Linked DNA regions of Homo sapiens: region 1 is linked to region 2. A link is a contact called in ENCODE Hi-C or POLR2A ChIA-PET data. All regions are on one chromosome and are shown on one strand. The core of a region is the stretch at or near the end of the contact, and the rest is flanking DNA. Distances in the headings are between cores, read along the strand shown. Region 1 has its middle 29 kb from the start of TP53TG1. Region 2 holds the start of ABCB4 (ATP binding cassette subfamily B member 4).

What was found. Hi-C counts contacts between places; a loop is a spot of excess contacts on that map. ChIA-PET counts read pairs that join two places held with the same protein, here RNA polymerase II (POLR2A). Pooled maps may share reads with other maps.
Region 1: a map with no recorded cell type shows a loop between it and region 2 (11-fold over the local background). The contact joins the enhancer-like site here to the promoter of ABCB4 in region 2. A Hi-C loop is called at or near these places in 17 of 37 single-sample maps with no recorded cell type and 7 of 50 pooled maps. POLR2A ChIA-PET finds 5 or more read pairs at or near these places in 1 of 52 experiments (HepG2).

What each region holds. Positions count from the first base shown.
Region 1 is chr7:87,314,589-87,318,006 of GRCh38, reverse strand. No RefSeq gene overlaps it. Among named protein-coding and RNA genes, the nearest start is that of TP53TG1, 29 kb to the left of the region's middle. Within about 2 kb of position 1,571, at least 5 of the 41 ENCODE cell types and tissues checked have a DNase peak (open chromatin) inside an H3K27ac peak, as active enhancers do.
Region 2 is chr7:87,473,477-87,476,932 of GRCh38, reverse strand. ABCB4 (ATP binding cassette subfamily B member 4) reads left to right here and starts at 1,253. Exons shown (of 28, transcript NM_000443.4): 1 at 1,253-1,299; 2 at 1,462-1,547. The coding sequence starts at 1,468. RefSeq lists silencers at 877-1,126, 1,177-1,376, 1,387-1,526 and an enhancer at 1,997-2,066.

The DNA.
Region 1 (3,418 bases), core at 322-2,821, 160 kb after region 2:
GCTCACCCCTGCCCAGGCTTCCCCAACACATCTGTGAGTCTCCTCTGAATGAAAAAACCAGCTCCATACTTGACTTCATGTTTGTGTTGGTTTTTGAACTTGCTGAGACCTGTCTGACACATCACTTGCCTTTCATTGTGGCTGTGTTCTCTGAGGTCTTAAATCCAGCCTGCCCTTTAGATCTCAATACCTGGCAGGCCACCTCCACCCAAGCTTCTTGATAGCGCGGGAAGAGGGAGGTAAATGAGAGACCCCAAGACTGGGCTAGCTGGCTGCTGGCTGTTGAGACATTCCCAGCAGAGATTAATAGTATGAATACTAATACAAAGAATAGCTACCATTCATTAATACTTGATAGTATTAATACAATCAGCAGCTTCCCCATCCTTGCACTGCTGAATCTTTTATGTACATTATCACATGTAATCCTCTCAGTAGTCCTAGCAGATGATACTATTATCCCCATTGTACAGGTTTAGGAAAGTGAGCAACTTGCCCCAAATCATCCAACAGAGCTAAAATTCCTGTCTAATTTGGCCTGCCCCCAAGTCTCTGCTCCTACCTTTGATGTACAGCTTTGTCAGCTGTCCCAGAATGTCAGGAAACAACCCAGAGGCTGTGGCTGCTGCTGCTTGCAGCTACTCGCAGCTACTCCAGCTTCCTTGTACTTCAGAGAGCACAAGGAAGGTCAGGAATTTAAATGAGCTCCTCTCTGCCTGGGCTTGCCATCCCTGCATGTGAAGAGGTTGTGGAAGAGAAGCCATCCTCACTTGTGTCATTGCAATTTTTTCTTTCTTTTCTAATTAACCATAGGTGCCATGAGCAGAAAGGTACCTCTTTTTAAAAACCATCCACCAGTTTCCAAAGTATCCTGTCCTCTAGGATAGGCTTTGTGCCTCTTGCTGCCCCCAGGGTGAATGAATAGGATCTTATTATTTGGATTTTTACTTAGTGAGTAAAGTAAATACAATTTACTTATAAACAAGTGCTGCAGCTAACTCTTTGGCAATCAAAGCACAAGATGAAACTTGAGTTCTGTCATGCCAAGGACTCCAGGATGAGTCACTCTAACTCCATATCAAATCAGGAAATAAGCATAAACATTGTATTAAGAATACAAAAAGAATTTAGTTAGATTCATCCTCTTATTTAAGAAGTTGGAAACTTTTCATCAGAAGAGCGCCATGGAAAGGAAAGTCCAGGGAATAAAGGATAGTGTTCAAAGATAGTTACTGATACTGACATAAGACTTCCTAGAATTTATAGCTGTATTTTGAGGGAGTGTTTAGGAATAAATCTTTCCATTTATGAATGTTTGTTGTCATGGTTAAATTTATAAAGTGTCAAAAACCCATTTTAGAAAATGCTGGTCCAGACCCTTGCTACTCACTGTGGTCCAGGAACAAGTAGTATTGATGTCACCTGGGAACTTATTAGACTCTAGGGCCTCACCCCAGAACTACTGAATCAGAATCTTCAGTTTCACAAAATCCCCAGGTGATTTCTATGTAGTAGTCTAGACTGGCAAATAATAGCAGCTGGGAGTTTTGGTGGTCAGTGGAACCTAAAGTGATACTGAGGCCCATCCTGAAAGAAGTTACTGGGCAGGCAAGGGGAGTAGGTGGACTTTCCGTGGAGTGAATGGCCTGCAGCAAAAGGGTAGGTGGCACTTCCAGCTGGGCAGGGGACTCATATCTGTGGCAGCAACGCTTCCTTTTATTGAGTCCATTATGCCTAGTGAGGGAAGCCTGCTGAAATAATTTAACCAACTTCTGCAGATTCACTGCCCCATATGGTCCACTAACAAAACCTTTCTATATTTTCAGAACTGCTACAGATTTTGTGTGTGTATGTGTGTATACATGTACATACATGTGTACACGTGTGTGCATATATATGTAAAATAATTGCAATATTATGATTGTGAGAAAGGTGCCGATTTGCCTTTTTAAAGCCACACTTTCAGCCAATAAAACAAAAAATTCCCTGAAACATTTCAACCCAAAATTTCGTTTTCAGAAACCAGATACCTATCTAAGTTATAGAACTGACATTTAGAAGTGCTTATAAATGAGCTTCTAAATGAAAAATAATGTTGAGTAATGGAAAATCTGGAATCCTTTATTTAAATTCAGCATCTTCTTCTGGGAAATAGGGATAATGATACTTACTGGCGGGTTGTAGTAAGATGCATAGTGAGATACATGGTATGTTGTTGTTGTTGTTGTTTTGGAGATGGAGTCTTGCTCTATCACCCAGACTGCAATGCAGTGGCACAATCTTGGCTCACTGCAACCTCCACCTCCCGGGTTCAAGCAATTCTCCTGCCTCAGCCTCCCGAGTAGCTGAGACTATAGGCATCCACCATCATGCCCGGCTAATTTTTGTATATTAGTAGAGACGGGGTTTCACTGTGTTGCCCAGGCTGGTCTCGAACTCCTGAGCTCAGGCAATCCACCCACCTTAGCCTCCCAAAGTGCTGGGATTACAGGCATGAGCCACCACGCCTGGCCAATACAAGTTATGTTTTCTAAACTGATAAAATTATTAGAATCAGCATTCATTTACACCAGTGTAAACACAGCATTAGCCTCACTGACTATCTACATACAAAACCAGTGAGAATTGAGGTTCCAGGCAAGGTACATCTGACTCTTGAAAGCAGCAGAGCTTGACTCAACGTTAAGTTCTCAATTGTATGAACTTCAAAGCTTATTTGCGACCATATATGATAAGTAGAGTTAAAAATGAATGACTACAGAGGAGATAAGTGAGAGACCCCTTTTATAAAAGGGACAGTTGTCACCCATCTTGCCAGGAATGATGACAAGGAAGGATGGAAATTGTCATGATCCTAACAATTCACTGGACCCAGGGTCAACCCAAGCCAATAATACCAGAATTTCTTCATATTGTCCTGCCAAAGAGGATATTTTAGATGAATATAGAGCAGGCCCACCCCAGACCTATTGCTCTTCATAACAAGCTTTATATAGCCCAAGAGCTGTCTCCTCAGCTCCCCACCGTGGCCCCCTCCCAAACTGTTTAGTTACCTTTTGCTGCATAACAAACTACCCTACACTTAGTGGCTTACCAGAGCAAGTCATTATTTCTCATGAATCTATGGTTTGAGTGGGCCCTTCCAGACAATCCCATTATCCAGGTTGTCTTTTCTTTTCTTTACTTTCTCCCTTCCTTTCTTTCTTTCTTTATTTTATTTTATTTTATTTTTTGATGTAGTCTCACTCTGTTGCCCAGGCTTGAGTGTAGTGGCACGATCTGGGCTCACTGTAACCTTGACCTCCTGGGTTCAAGCAATTCTCCTGCCTCAGCCTCCCAAGTAGCTGGGATTATAGGTGCCTGCCACCATGCCCGGGTAATTTTTGCATTTTTAGTAGAGGCAGAGTTTCACCATGTT
Region 2 (3,456 bases), core at 4-2,503:
CTCTGAGAACTCAGACAAGCCTTGGGCTAACAATTGTGTTAACAGGACATAGCAGGTGCAAGGACCCACTGGTCATCCTGCTACCTGATCAGAAGGAAGGAAAGTTGTATTTGTTGCTCACCTACTATGTTTTAGGCATAGTACTAGGTGCTTTTACCTAGTACTTAATTCCCTTATCCTCAACTCATTTATTCCTCGCAATAACCTGATAAGGGAGATGTTTTTATCCTCATTTTACATATAAGGAAACAGGCCTAGAGAAATGAGCACAGTGTCCAAAGTCACATAGTTAATAAGATGTGAAGCTCTGAGTTTGAAAGTCTCCGGTTTCAAAGCCATGAAACTTATGGCTCCCCGTTTTAGACACTTCCTTTTGGGAAGAGTGTGGAGGAATTAATCAGAAAGAAGAAAGTCATACTCAAATAGGTGGTAGGAGCAGAGACAATTCAATACAGACAGAAGTCTTAGATGAGAGCAGTGAGCCAGGGCACTGGACTGGGACTCAGGAGGCTTCCCCTAGACTCTGGTTCCACCGATGCAGCCTCAGGCAGGACTTCACCTCTCTGGGCATCCGTTTCTTCATATGTTAAACATACGGGGTTTTAATTAGATGATCGCTGAAGACCCCTCTAGCCCTAAAACTCTGTGTCTCTTAAGTGCTAAGAGGGCACCAACAGCGTTCCTCCTCCCCAAGGAGCATAATGTGATGGTTCCTGCCGGCCCTGGCTGACTCTCGCCGTCCTTGGAGATAATTGGGTTCAGTGCCACCTGGACCAGAACTGGGGATGCGGAAGCAAGAGGCGAGTCTATTGCTCTCTCTCGGTCCTGGGCCGCCCTGTGATTGTTGGGCGTCCGGAAACTGTCTCCCCTATGGGTTTAAAAACAAAACTGAGCGCCCATGGGGTGTGACAGTCATCTGCAGGGGCTTGGGTGGCCCATCAGGCGAGGCTTTCTCGGCACCCGAGGCTCCAGCCTGATCTCGGTCTTATCCTGCGACCGGGCTGGTTCTGGCGGGTCGCCAGGGTGGGCGGCGGCCCCAGCCGGGCGCCCCGGCGGCAAGAGCGGCAGGCTGCGCCCCTGGCCCGCGCCTAGCCTGGGGAGAGAGCTGGGCGGGCGGCGGGAGCTGCTCTCGCGGGCCGCGGCCCTCGCCCTGGCTGCAACGGTAGGCGTTTCCCGGGCCGGACGCGCGTGGGGGGCGGGGGCGGGGGCGGGGGCGAGGCCGCGGCGAGCAAAGTCCAGGCCCCTCTGCTGCAGCGCCCGCGCGTCCAGAGGCCCTGCCAGACACGCGCGAGGTTCGAGGTGAGAGAGGTCCGGGCGCGTCTGGCCTCGAAGGGAGACCCGGGACGTGGGGCGCGGGGCGGGAGTGGCCGGACCTCCACCCAGTGCCCCCGGGCCCCGCGACTCGTGCGCCGGGCCGCCGGAGAGGGTGTACTTGGTTCTGAGGCTGTGGTTTCTCCTCAGGCTGAGATGGATCTTGAGGCGGCAAAGAACGGAACAGCCTGGCGCCCCACGAGCGCGGAGGGCGACTTTGAACTGGGCATCAGCAGGTACATCCCCAGCAGCCACTGGCTTTTCCGTTACACGCCAATCAGCAGGACTAAGTTCACCCTTGGAAAGAAGTTGTAAAAATCGGTTGATGCCTTTGAAGACCTTTGTTTTGGAGGCTTCTTTGAAGGGTCTTGCATCCGGTTCTGACCTTGGAGCAAACGTGTTGTGTGGCCTCAAAGAATGTCACTGAGGCTCCTTTTGGAACAGATTCAGGAAGAAAAGGCTGTCTTGAAAAGTGCTCCCTTCCCTTTGTGCAGGGGGGATTCAATGAATATCTGCATTGTATAACATTCATTGTATTACGTAACTCTTGAAACTTTTACAAATGACTTTCATATACATCATCTGATTGTTCAGACTTAAAGGGTGTCAGACATCTGCTGTTGATGGCTGTGCTTTTTGAACAAGGGCAGTGAAGCAAAAACTCCCTCCCCTCCTGCCCATCCCCTGTTATGTCTCTTCCTCCTTGTCTTACCCCTCCCCCTCCTCTCATCGCCAGGCTTATTTGTATTTCTCCTTTCTGGGAGGATAGGTGGGGAGGGGGAACTTCTGTACATCCGAATCAGTTTTGTTCAAGTGGTAGGGGGAAGCAGCGCTTCCTTTGCCTTCATGTCTTTCTCGGTTCCCCTGGCCCTTGTTAAACTCACTTCACAGGCTTTATGAGCGGGGCAGAAGTTCCCAGTCAATGGCGTGTGTCTTTGTTTCCTCTTTCACTGTGGGAATAGTGAATCATTTTCGCCTTTAGCCTGAAATAGTTTATGAGGCTATTACGGTCTCTGAGTTCATACCAGGCTACCCAGAAAAAATTGACCTGTGTCAAGTGATCACCCAGAGGGACAAATTTATCAGTCTCTGTAGTTTGTCCTCAAGCTGCTAGGGGCTTGATTAGCTAACTGAAAACATGCCTACCTGATGCTTAAACTGAAGCATTATTTTAGCCTGTTAATGTGGTTGTGCAGTAACCTTGCTGTATTTCTTCTAAGCACCATTGTATTTTTTCATAGAAAATTTAGTTTTGCCATGTAGAATTGAAAAAGTGATAGATGGTGTTACTTCCAATGGAAGTACTTACACACGCAATAGAAAAATATGGTTTTCATCAGCTGGCTGTTTAGGCAGGGATTGACTGTGAGTCTATTAATAGATGGCATTTTCATGAAGAAGTCTATTTATGTATTGCACTGGCTTAACATTTGATGCGTGTGCAAAGGAGCTATTCCTACAAAAGGTGTAGTAACACTTCAGAACCCAGGAAAGTCCTCAGAGGGGAAGCCCACAGCTTCTGCTGGAAAGAAGAAAGCAGCTCAAAAGAGAAATACAGAAAGTTAACAATAAGTTAAGACCACATGATTATGAAATCAAATGTAGTGAAACTAATTTTTATAAAAGCAGACCAAAGATAATATATTTAAAGGAAGTTAAGCCTGCTTCAATCAAATTAGTTATATTCTTGTTCTAATTATGTTGCTATTGCCCATGGCACATTCTTTTGAACATATTTAGTGGCAGATGTTTGTCCAGTGATTTTAGTCAATACTTTACATAATTTGGAATCATCTTATGAGTAAAACTTTATCATTTACCTGGATAAATGCATCATATTTATGTAAAAATCATCATATATATATAAATCATCATACACACACACACACACACACTCCCTCATAGAGTTTATATTATAGTACGGAGGACAGACATAAATAATGTACATACTAAATAAGTAAACCACAGCCAATGTTAGAAGGTAATTAACGCCATGGAAAAAAGCATTAATCCAGGTTAAGGGGATCAGGAGTACAAAAGGGGAGTACTTTGTAATTTTAAGTAGGGTGGTTAGGGTAGATCTTATTTTAAAGGTAATATTTGAGCAAAGACTTGAAAGAAATGAGAGGAGACAGCTGTGTGGGT